Regions from separate parts of the Homo sapiens genome. Here region 1 is linked to region 2. Evidence: read pairs that join two places in POLR2A ChIA-PET (ENCODE). Cell type or tissue: OCI-LY7. All regions are shown on one strand. Links, peaks and the distances in the headings refer to the core of each region. The heading gives the core; the rest is flanking DNA.

The links. ChIA-PET counts read pairs that join two places held together with the same protein. Peaks named below come from ENCODE experiments on the same cell type or tissue, not always from the same donor. Only the 100,000 strongest peaks of a DNase experiment are listed, where the experiment ranks them.
Region 1: POLR2A ChIA-PET joins it to region 2 with 7 read pairs; 2 of 35 experiments call an interaction of 5 or more read pairs at or near these places.

Annotation. Positions count from the first base shown.
Region 1 is chr15:59,393,172-59,398,555 of GRCh38, forward strand. It overlaps a transcript of FAM81A not described here. Among named protein-coding and RNA genes, the nearest start is that of MYO1E, 23 kb to the left of the region's middle. In OCI-LY7, for the core only: a CTCF peak has its summit at 3,665 (motif pointing left); a DNase peak (open chromatin) is centred at 2,290; H3K27ac peaks cover 2,069 bases.
Region 2 is chr15:58,992,121-58,997,504 of GRCh38, forward strand. All of the region lies in intron 1 of RNF111 (ring finger protein 111), which reads left to right. Among named protein-coding and RNA genes, the nearest start is that of RNF111, 7.2 kb to the left of the region's middle. In OCI-LY7, for the core only: no CTCF peak of the experiment used is centred there; no DNase peak of the experiment used is centred there.

The DNA of each region.
Region 1 (5,384 bases), core at 217-5,216, 400 kb after region 2:
GGCCAAGGAAGGTGTAAGGGGACGGCAGGGAGTGAGGGACAATGAGCAGTGCTCTATTGATAGTAACAGGAAATAATAATGACGAGAAGCCTTGAGGAAGTTAATCCAGGGCCTCCTTACTAAAACCTAACCTCCAGGATCCATTTTGCTTCTATAATACTTAAACCCAACATGACTCATGGGAGAAGATGCCCTTGATAACTGTCTTCCTGAGAAGTTGAGCCTACGTTCTTTTTTTTTTTTTTTTTTTTTTTTGAGATGGAGTTTCGCTCTGTTGCCCAGGCTAGAGTGCAGTAGCACGATCTCAGCTCACTGCAACCTCTGCCTCCTGGGTTCAAGCGATTCTCCTGCCTCAGCCTCCTGAGTAGCTGGAATTACGGGCGCCTGCCACTATGCCCAGCTAATTTTTGTATTTTAGTAGAGATGGGGTTTCACCATCTTTGCCAGGCTGGTCTCGAACTCCTGACCTCGTGATCCACCCACCTCGGCCTCCCAAAGTGTGGGATTAGGGCATGAGCCACTGCGCCCAGCCGAGCCTACATTCTGCAGCATCTCTCTCTCTCGCCGAGAAGCCCTTGAATGTGGATATCGTAAATCACACAAGTTCACAAAACAAGAGTCAATCCTAGCTTGAGTTTACAAGAAGATAAATTGGCATCCATGTATGATAGCCAGATAAAATATTGCGCACCTGTATTTTTATTGCAAAATTTGGCAACCTCACATCCATGTCCCCAAATCTTCAATCCTCTCTGATTTCTTCAGTAATGAAAACTACTTAATGTGTGGGACTGTAAACTCAAGGACATCTGAGGTCTTAGGGAGATGTCCGATGGGACCACACAAAAAAATGAAAATAAGAACTCTCATCAAAAACATGAGAGTCTCTTCCACTGAGTAAACTTTTCCCATCACAGGGACTTTGTTGTCTTCCTTCCTCTGGTATTCGTTCTTCCAAAATACCTGTTTTGACTATCAATCAATAAAGGAAAGCCGTGGAAACCAACAGGAAATAACGCCCACTCAATGAGCGCCTACTATTTGCCAAGCATCATGTTAGATGCTTTATGTGCCTCATTTCATTTCATCCTCGCTATATTCTTGAAGATAATTACGTTTTTTCTTTAATGTAAAGATGAGGAATCCAAGGTTTAGAAATGTTACACAACTTGCCCCAGGTCACAACCCGCATCAGTGGAAGAGCCAGGATGATGGTGATGAAGATGGTGATAATAATGGTGGTGACGATGAACACAGCTCACATTGCTTGAGAATACATTATGAGTCAACCAGTGTGCTGAGCGTGCTACATGCTTTAACTCATTCAATTACCACAACTGCCTTTTGGGGCTGGTACTCTCATTAACTCCATTTTAAAGATGAGAAAACACATTCACTCTTGGTCTGCTCACTCCAAACCGCTGACTCTACTATTAGCCATACTCCTTGGATTGTACCTCTCCACCCACTGGGTCTTGACATCCCACTACCACCCCTCTTATTGCAGGTTGCTGAAGCTGTCTGTAGACTCAGCTTCTTCCTAAAACCTTAACCTCGCGACTGGCTGATTGCTCTTGGGAAGCAGTGCATGGTAAAGCTTGGCAGGCAGATGTCAGGTTGACCAAGGTTCCTATCTTAAATGTTGAAAATTTAGTGTTTCCCACCTTGAAAATACACTCTGACAAGTTTTATGCAAATTACTCCCAAGAGCTGACACATAGCCAACCAATAAAACAGCCTCAGCAAAAACCTTCTCAATCTTACCTCTAGGAAGCTCTTGGCTTTCGCTAACCACAATCTTAGAGAAGCTTCCAACTAGTCAAAGGTGAGTGTAGCTTCGTACTAATATAGCAAATCTGGTTTCTTTCTTTCTTTTTTTTTTGTGGACTCACCCAAAAATGCAGAAATGGCTGGATGGTTGATGACTTATTTATCTTATTTTTTATTTTTATTTTTAGAAATGAGGTCTTGCTTTGTCACCCAGACTGGAGCACACTGGTGCGATCTTGGCTCACTGCAGCCTCCACCTCCTGGTTTCAAGCAATTCTCGTGCCTCAGCCTCCAGAGTAGCTGGGGTTACAGGCGTGCACCACCATGCCCAGATAATTTTTGTATTTTTAGTAGAGATGGGGTTTTGCCTTGTTGGCCAGGCTGGTCTCGGACTCCTGACCTCAGGTGATCTACTTTTCTCGGCCTCCCAAAGTGCTGGGATTACAGGTGTGAGCCACTGCACCTGGCCTATTTATCTTATTTTTTATTTTTATTTTTAGAGATGAGGTCTCGCTCTGTTGCCCAGGCAGTAGCACAACAGTAGTTCACAGCAGCCTCCTGGCTCAAGCTATCCTCTCACCTCAGCCTTCCAAGTAGCTGGCACTACAGTCGTGTATCATCATGACTAGCTAATTTTTAATATTTTTTTAGAGATAGGGTCTTCCTATGTTACCCAGGCTACTCGAACTCCTGGGCTCAAGTGATCCATCGGCCTTCAGCCTCCCAAAGTTCTAGGATTACAGGTGTGAGCTGCTGTGCCTGGCCTGGTTTCTTACTAATGGTGCTGATGGCACAGATCCTTTTTGGTTGACACCCTTGTCACCTGCCCCTGCATAGCTCCCATGCAAGTTCAAGGTTGGAGAGACAAATGGGGGGATGAAGACAAAACTTCCACCCTCCCCCTTTCTCCTAGTCAGCCTGTGCGATATAATTTCCCCCAAATCCAAAGAAAGGGAATAAAACTCTCTCCAAACATCTCAAAAGCCTATCATGTCCTTTTGACTTTTCCTGGCTACATTTCTTCCACTCATTCTTGTCTCTGTCTTCAAGAGGTGATTCTGCTGGCCTGAGAGTGTCTGGTGGACTCACTACCCAGGGTCTCTCTCCTTCCATTTCTGGAGTGAGCACATCAGAGGGCAGTAGGGAGGAGGCCGAGCAATCTGTCCACCTCAGGCTTCCAAAGTGCGGGGGTTATAGACATGAGCCACTGCGCCCAGCCTGGACTTTCACTGCCTTAAGCCAGCAGAGGCTGTAATAATAACTCTTCTTGAAAGAAAAATGTTCAACAATCGAAATGACCAGCAAATTTGCCATGTAATATTCCATCTTATTCTCCTTTTCCAGCTCCAAAACCACAACCATATGCCACAGCTTAGAACAAGAAAGAATCCCTTGCTTAGGGATACTGGCAAGGAACTCCACAAAGTAGCCTCACTCCCCAGAGTACGTCTACAAGGGATTATGCAAGTTTACCCTGTAATGCAGGGATCAGATCATTCAATTTGTCAATATTTATTCATGTACAGTCATCACAGAAGTGATGTAAAATAAATGAGAGTCTAAATAATAATACTGCAGGAGCCCAAATAAAATGACTTCTCTCCTTTAAGCTGTATAAAACCTTCTTTCTCCCCTGCCACTGATCGTGCATAAATTACTCTGGTTAACAACCTTCTACCTAGCAGGCTCCAGGAATCACAGGACCAATGTGTCAGGGATCTCCTTTTTCACATAAACTCTGGGCTGGGATTTTTTCCAGTGTAGCCTTCTTCTTCTTCTTTCTTCTCCTCCTCCTCCTTCTCCTCCTTCTCCTCCTTCTTCCTCTTCTTCCTATTCCTCCTCTTCTTCTTCTTCTTCTTTAAATTTTCCTTTTTCTTTTTGAGACAGGGCTCCCTCTGTTGCCCATGCTGGAGTGCAATAGTGCAATCACAGCTTATTGCAGCCTCAACCTCCCCGGGCTTAGGCAACCCTCCCACCTCAGCCTCTCGAGTAGCTGACCATGCCCAGCCCCGTGTAGCCTTCTAAGGGAAGGGTTATGTTTATAGGAGAGAAGCATTGTACTTAAAGGAGGATCCCAGCAAGAACTCTTTGCATTCAAGGTCCTTCTCATACTCTCAGTTAACATTGATCAGACATTTTAGCGGTGCTTATTACATGTCAGGCACTATGGTAGATACTAGGAATACAATGTGATTTAAAAAAAATGGAGTCCCTCTTTAGGGAGGGAAAGCCCACTGTATAATAGGTAAAATCTATTGATAGCAGCTGTGTGCTTTATATACGCTACCTCATTTAATCTTCAGCCCTGGCAGGGTCCAGTGGCTTACACCTGTAATCCCAGCACTTTGGGAGGCTAAGGCGGGCGGATCACTTGAGGTCAGGAGTTTGAAACCAGCCAGGCCAACAGGCTGTGAAACTTCAAAAATCCAGCATAATTGGAACCTCAAACCTATGAGATTATCAGATTTGTCCAGATATTTGGACAGTATTATATTGATAATGTTTGAATTTTTTAAAATTTCTGACTTTTAAGATATTGTCCAGGTTATGTGCTTCTATCTCTTGGCCATTATTATTTTGGCTCATACTTGAAGACTATCAATTACAGATGAGTCAATTAAGGCAGAAACGCTTGGTATAAAAATATAAAACACCATCATAAACAATATTTGACCTTGGAAAGGTTCTGGGGAAAAAAGTGAATTAATCAGCACAGATTCATTGGCAGAGTCTGTTCAAGGGTGTATCACCAACCTCAATAATGGTGCTAGGTGTGAGCCAATCCACCGGATACACTCACTCCTCTGATCCTACTGAAATTCATCTTGACCATTTGCTTCTTCAGCTAATGATAGAGACACAAATGGACTATTGGGATTTTCCAGATTGCTTTCAACATTCCAAATGCCAAACCATCCGAGTTTTTAAAATTACTTATGGTTTTCCAAATCCTACAACACAGGATGTGTTGACTAGGAGATACAATTTTTAAGATGTTTGTTGTACGTGCTTTTTTTTTGTCTTCCTGTTTTCTGCGGGTTTATTGGTGGTATCAACTGACTATTCCATCCAAGAGACAGAACTTGCACTGGAGGAGAAATGGGCACAATCCTAACCATAGCATCACCTAGCGACTATCAAGCCCGAGACCAGAAAGCAACATTTGAAGTGGTTTGACAGCATTGCCTTTGGATAACTGGCTTTCTGGTTCCTTACTGAACACTTGCAGATATGAGTTATGTTAGGTGAGGACATCTTTGGAGCCATCTGCATAAGAAGAAGAGTGTCAACTCTGGCAGGACAGACTTTTTTTCACTCAGGTAAGTAATTGGTAATGTAGGGTCTAAGTGTTTTCATAGGAATAAACACATGGGAGGAACACTGTGTAAATTTGGATTAGGTTTTTCTGCATGTAACCAAAATAACAGTGCCTTCCACAGGATGGGAGTTGACTTCCCTTTTACACAAATGAAAGCAAGAGGTAGACAGTGCAAAATACCTAATAGCTCCATAAAGTCATTAGAACATGAATCCAGGCCAGGTGTGGCAGCTCATGCCTGTAATCTCAGCACTTTGGGAGGCCAAGGCAGGTGGATCACTTGAGGCTACAAGTT
Region 2 (5,384 bases), core at 160-5,159:
TGAAGCCTCCACCTCCCGGGTTCAAGCAATTCTTCTGCGTCAGTCTCCTGAGTAGCTGGGATTACAGGAGCGCGCCACCACGCCTGCTAACTTTTTGTATTTTTAGTAGAAACGGTTTTTCACCATGTTAGCCAGGCTGGTCTTGAACTCGTGATCTCAGGTGATTCGCCCGTCTCGGCCTCCCAAAGTGCTGGGATTACAGACGTGGGCCACCGTGCCCAGCAATGTCTGTTATTTTAAACAGATACCAGATAAAAACCAAAAAATGTGGTGGAGGGAGATAAGATAGATGAAGCAGGTCTGGCACAATCTGGATAATTGTTGGGTTGGGGTGATGGGTACATGGGTATTAATAATATTGTTCTCTGCTTTTGTGAGGTTTGAAAATTGTTCATATTTTAAAATATATTTTTTTGGCTGGGCCCAGTGGCTCATGCCTGTAATCATAGCACCTTGGGAGGCTGAGGAAGGTGGATTGCTTGAGCCCAGGAGTTTGAGACTAGGCTGGGCAATGTGACGAAATTCTGGCTGTACCAAAAAAATACAAAAATTAGACAGGCATAATGGCACATGCCTGTAGTCCCAGCTACTCGGGAGGCTGAGGTGAGAGGATGGCTTGAGCCCGGGAGGCAGAGGTTGCAATGAGCCGAGATTGTGCCACTGCATTCCAGCCTCGGTGACAAAGCCAGACCCTATCTCAAAATAAATAAGTAAATGAAATAAAATAAAATAATATATTTTTGAAAACGTTCATTCATGTTTAGGCTGGACATGGTGGTGCACACCTGTAGTAATCCTAGCACTTTGGGAGGCTGAGGCAGGCGGATCACCTGAGGTCAGGAGTTTGAGACCAGCCTGCCCAACGTGGCAAAACCCTGTCTCTACTAAAAAATACAAAAAGTAGCCGGGCATGGTGGCGGGTGCTTGTAATCCCAGCTACTTGGGAGGTTGAGGCAGGAGAATGACTTGAACCCAGGAGGCAGAGGTTGCAGTGAGCCAAGATTGCGCCACTGCCCTTCAGTCTGGGTGACAGAGCAAGATTCCATCTCAAAAAAAAGAAAATGTTCAATTGTAAATAAAAATGTTTTAAAATAATTAGTAAAAGTGGCCAGGTATAGTGGCTCACACCTGTAATCCCAGAACTTTGGGAGGCCAAGGCGAGTGGATCACCTGACATCAGGAGTTCGAGACCAGCCTGGCCAACATGGTGAAACCTTGTCTCTACTAAAAACACAAAAATAAAAAAAATATAACTGTAAATACAAAAATTAGCTGGGCGTGGTGGTGGGTGCCTGTAATCCCAGCTGCTTGGGAGGCTGAGACAGGAGAATTGCTTGAACCCAGGAGGTGGAGGTTGCAGTGAGCTGAGATTGCACCACTGCACTCCAACCTGAGTAACAGAGTGAGACTCCATCTCAAAATTTGTGAAAGTACCATATTTAAGTGTCTGTTCCCTTCCACGCTTCTTTTCATTTTGATAAAAATACAGTATTTCGTTTCTATTTGTAAATGTTCAGTATTTATTCAACAAACAGGAGTGTTGTATTTCAGGCACTGTGCCAGTGCTTGAGTTAAAACAAAGGGCAGGCTCTTAACACCTGCCTGAAGGGGCTTATGGCTTGCTGGTGGAAAGGAGAGTTTGGCAGTGTGGATTGTGTTAACATGGAGAAGATTTTTGTGTTTTCCTGAGGGCATACACGATTAGCATCTTAGTTTAGTTTGTATGTGATTGGATTCTTAAAAAATATTTTTCCTTTTCTACCAAATAGAAAATTTAAGAAATTCTATATATGGCTAGGTGTCAAGTCTGAATCAATGTTGTAGTCATTTCCCTTATTCATATGTACTATAGGGCACTCGAATAAATTACTTATTTTACTATCTTTTGACATCCCAATTTGTTGTTACTTAAATTTTTTTTTTTTTTTTTTTTTTTTAATGGAGTCTCACTCTGTGGCCCAGGCTGGAGTGCAGTGGCCCCATCTTGGCTCATTGTCACCTCCACCTTCCAGCTTCAAGTGATTTTCCTGACTCACCCTCCCAGGTAGCTGGGATTAGAGGTGCACGCTACCACGCTCAGGTTATTTTTTATATTTTTGGTAGAGATGGGGTTTCGCTATGTTGGCCAGGCTGGTCTCGAACTCCTGACCTCAAGTAATCCTCCCGCCTTGGCCTCCCAAAGTGCTGGGATTACAGGCGTGAGCCACCACGCCTGGCTACTTACATTTTTATTTTGACATAATTTCAAACTTACCGAAAGATTTAAAAAATAGTACTGAGAACTCTTGAATACTCATTATTCAGATTCACCAATTTTTAATGTTGTCACTCTTGCTTTCTTATTTTCTCTCTCTTTTTTTTTTTTTTTTTTTTTTGAGGTGGAGTCTCGCTGTGTTGCCCAGGCTGGAGTGCAGCAGTGTGATCTCGGCTCACTGTAACCTCCATCTCCCAGGTTCAAGCGATTCTCCTACCTCAGCCTCCTGAGTAGCTGAGATTATAGGTGCCCGCCACCACGTCCAGCTAATTTTTGTATTTTAGTTAGAGACGAGGTTTCACCCTCTTGGCCAGGCTGGTCTCAAACCCATGACTTTAAGTGATCAGCCTACTTCAGCCTCCCAAAGTGCTGGGGTGAGCCTTTGCGCCTGGCCCCTTATTCTCTCTTGAATCATTTAAAAGTAAATTGCTTACATTATGCCCATTACATTGCATTATGCCCATTTGTTTCTAAATATTCACTGTGTATTGTATTCTTTTGCGTTATCACTGCACCAGTTACAAAATTCAGAAAATTAAACTTTGATAATATTAATCTACAGCTCATTTTCCAGTTTTGTCGAATTGTCCTGATAATAGCATTTATCCCTTTACAGCATTTTCCTCATAGGACCCAGTTCAGGATCACAAAATGCATTTAGTTGTCATATCTCTTTAGTCTCCTGTAATGTGGAACAGTGCACCTAATAAGCAATCTGTGGGGATAACTTTGAGATAGTGCAGCTACTCTGCTCCTCATCAGATCATCCTGTTCCTCATCACTCCCCACATCCCCCAAGGCCCATGTAGCATCCATTGATGTTTCTTGCCTATGCTGATCTTTACTGATCTTTACTCTAATGGTTGGAAAGTGTTTATTTTGTAACTCATCCATTTTCTTCACTAATGGACATTCTTTTATAAGGAAGAGACATTCTTTTATCTGATTAATACAGAATTGTGTGTTTCCTGTTTTATTCAGTGGGTTAAATAACCCATTATAACCTTTATTTTGATGTTCAAATTGTCCCAGATTTGTCCATTAGGAGCCTTTCCAAGTGGGCTCCTGTGTCTTTTTAACATAACCTCTTGTTTTTTTTTTTTGACGGAGTCTCACTCTTGTCTCCCAGGCTGGAGTGCAGTGGCGCGATCTTGGCTCACTGCAACCTCTGCCTCCCGGGTTCAAGCAATTCTCTGCCTCAGCCTCCCAAATAGCTGGGATTATAGGCGCCTGCCACCATGCCCGGCTAATTTTTGTATTTTTAGTAGAGACGGGGTTTCACCATCTTGGACAGGCTGGTCTTGAACTCCTGACCTTGTGACCTCGTGATCCACCTGCCTCAGCCTCCCAAAGTGCTGGGATTACAGGCATGAGATGCCGTGCCCCGGCCTTTTTTTTTTTTTTTTTTTTTTTTAAGTATTTCCTGTCTTTCTGGCACAGCAAGATGTTGCAAGCACATCTTATTTCTTTCCTTTGTCAGTCTTGGAATGAGCCGTTTTCCATGGAACCCTGGTTCCTTTTAGTGAGCAATCCAATTTGCTGTTGTGTTATTTATATACAGGAATAATCTTTTTTTCATGCATCAGGACATCGCTAGGAAACTAAATTTAAATTAGATTTTTGATAGTAGGTTTATATTTCTTTGAAGATTTTATGAAGTAATCACGTAAGACTCAGCAACTTATTGTCATAAAGCAATTTTTTTCTTCTTTTCTTTTTCAAATACATAATGAGTTATGTTCTTAATTGTGATCATATGAAATGAGAAAAAATTGTGTGTGTATGTTTAGCCACTTAACTGTTTATTAAAAACCTGAAGTTTATACTTTTAACTATTTTTAACTAAGTCATCAAACATTCTAATCTGAAGAAAACTGTTGCTTTTTAAGAAACTTTAAAATGAGTTCAAAAAATTGGGCTGGGTGCGGTAGCTCATACCTATAATCCCAGCACTTCGGGAGGCCGAGGCATATGGATCCCTTGAGGCCAGGAGTTCAAGATCATCCTGGCCAACCTGATGAAACCCTGTCTCAACTGAAAAATGCAAAAAAAAAAAAGTAGCCAAGTGGGGTGGTGCATGCCTGTAATCCCAGCTACTTGGGTGGCTGGAGCAGGAGAATCGCTTGAACCTGGGAGGTGGAGGTTGCAGTGAGCCGAGATCATGCCACTGTACTCCAGCCTGGGCAGTAGAGCAAGACTCCATCTCAAGAAAAAAAAAATTAAAAAATTATGAAACAGAATTTTTGTATGTGATTGAAAACTCATCAGTACTTTCTTTTTTTTTTTTTTTTTTTTTTTTTTTTTACCCAGGCAGTTACTGTTACATCTTGGTATATTTCATAGCCAGTTTCTCACCTGTGTATGGATATTTGCTTTATTTACTTATTCAATCTAACTTAATGTGTGTTTTTTCAAAGTAATATTTTGAATATTTTAAATTTTCAACCAATTAATATCTGTACACGGTTTTAAAAGTCAGTTTCAAAAGACTTACAATGAAAAACAGTGGTTTCCTATGCAACTCTCCTAATCTCCTAGTTGTACTGCTTAAACAGAAACATTTTAGCTCTCAAAAATTATTTCTGTAGTCTATACCTTTATATTTATAAGTAGTATGCTTATATTTGTTTGTATTTACTTGTGTACTTATATTTCTACTAATATGCTTAATTTTTACTTAGTTTTCATGTCAGTTTAAGTGTCTTTTTTTAAGTTAATTTTTTCAGAGAAAAGTAATATATACAAAGTGTACCAAATTTATAAGGTACAAAGAATGTACAGGGAAAAAAAACAAGGCTCCTTGCCATTCTTATCTTCCTATGACCCAAGTCTTTTCTCTGAAGATGTATCTCTTTCCTCCTGTATTTTATATGTGCATCCAGAGTAGTGGTTCTCAGAGTGTGGTCTGTTGACTCTTGAGGTAGCTCTTCCAAGTGTTCAGGAGGTCTACCAGGTTGAAACTATTTCAGAATATTACCAAGTTCTCATTTTCTATGTAACTGATGTGAACACCAGTTGACATTTGCACTGATGGTGCAAAAAACAGTGGTGCATTAAACTAATGGCCCTGTAGCACAAATCAAGACAGTGGCCAAACTGCATTAGTAATCACTATGTTCTTCATGACTAC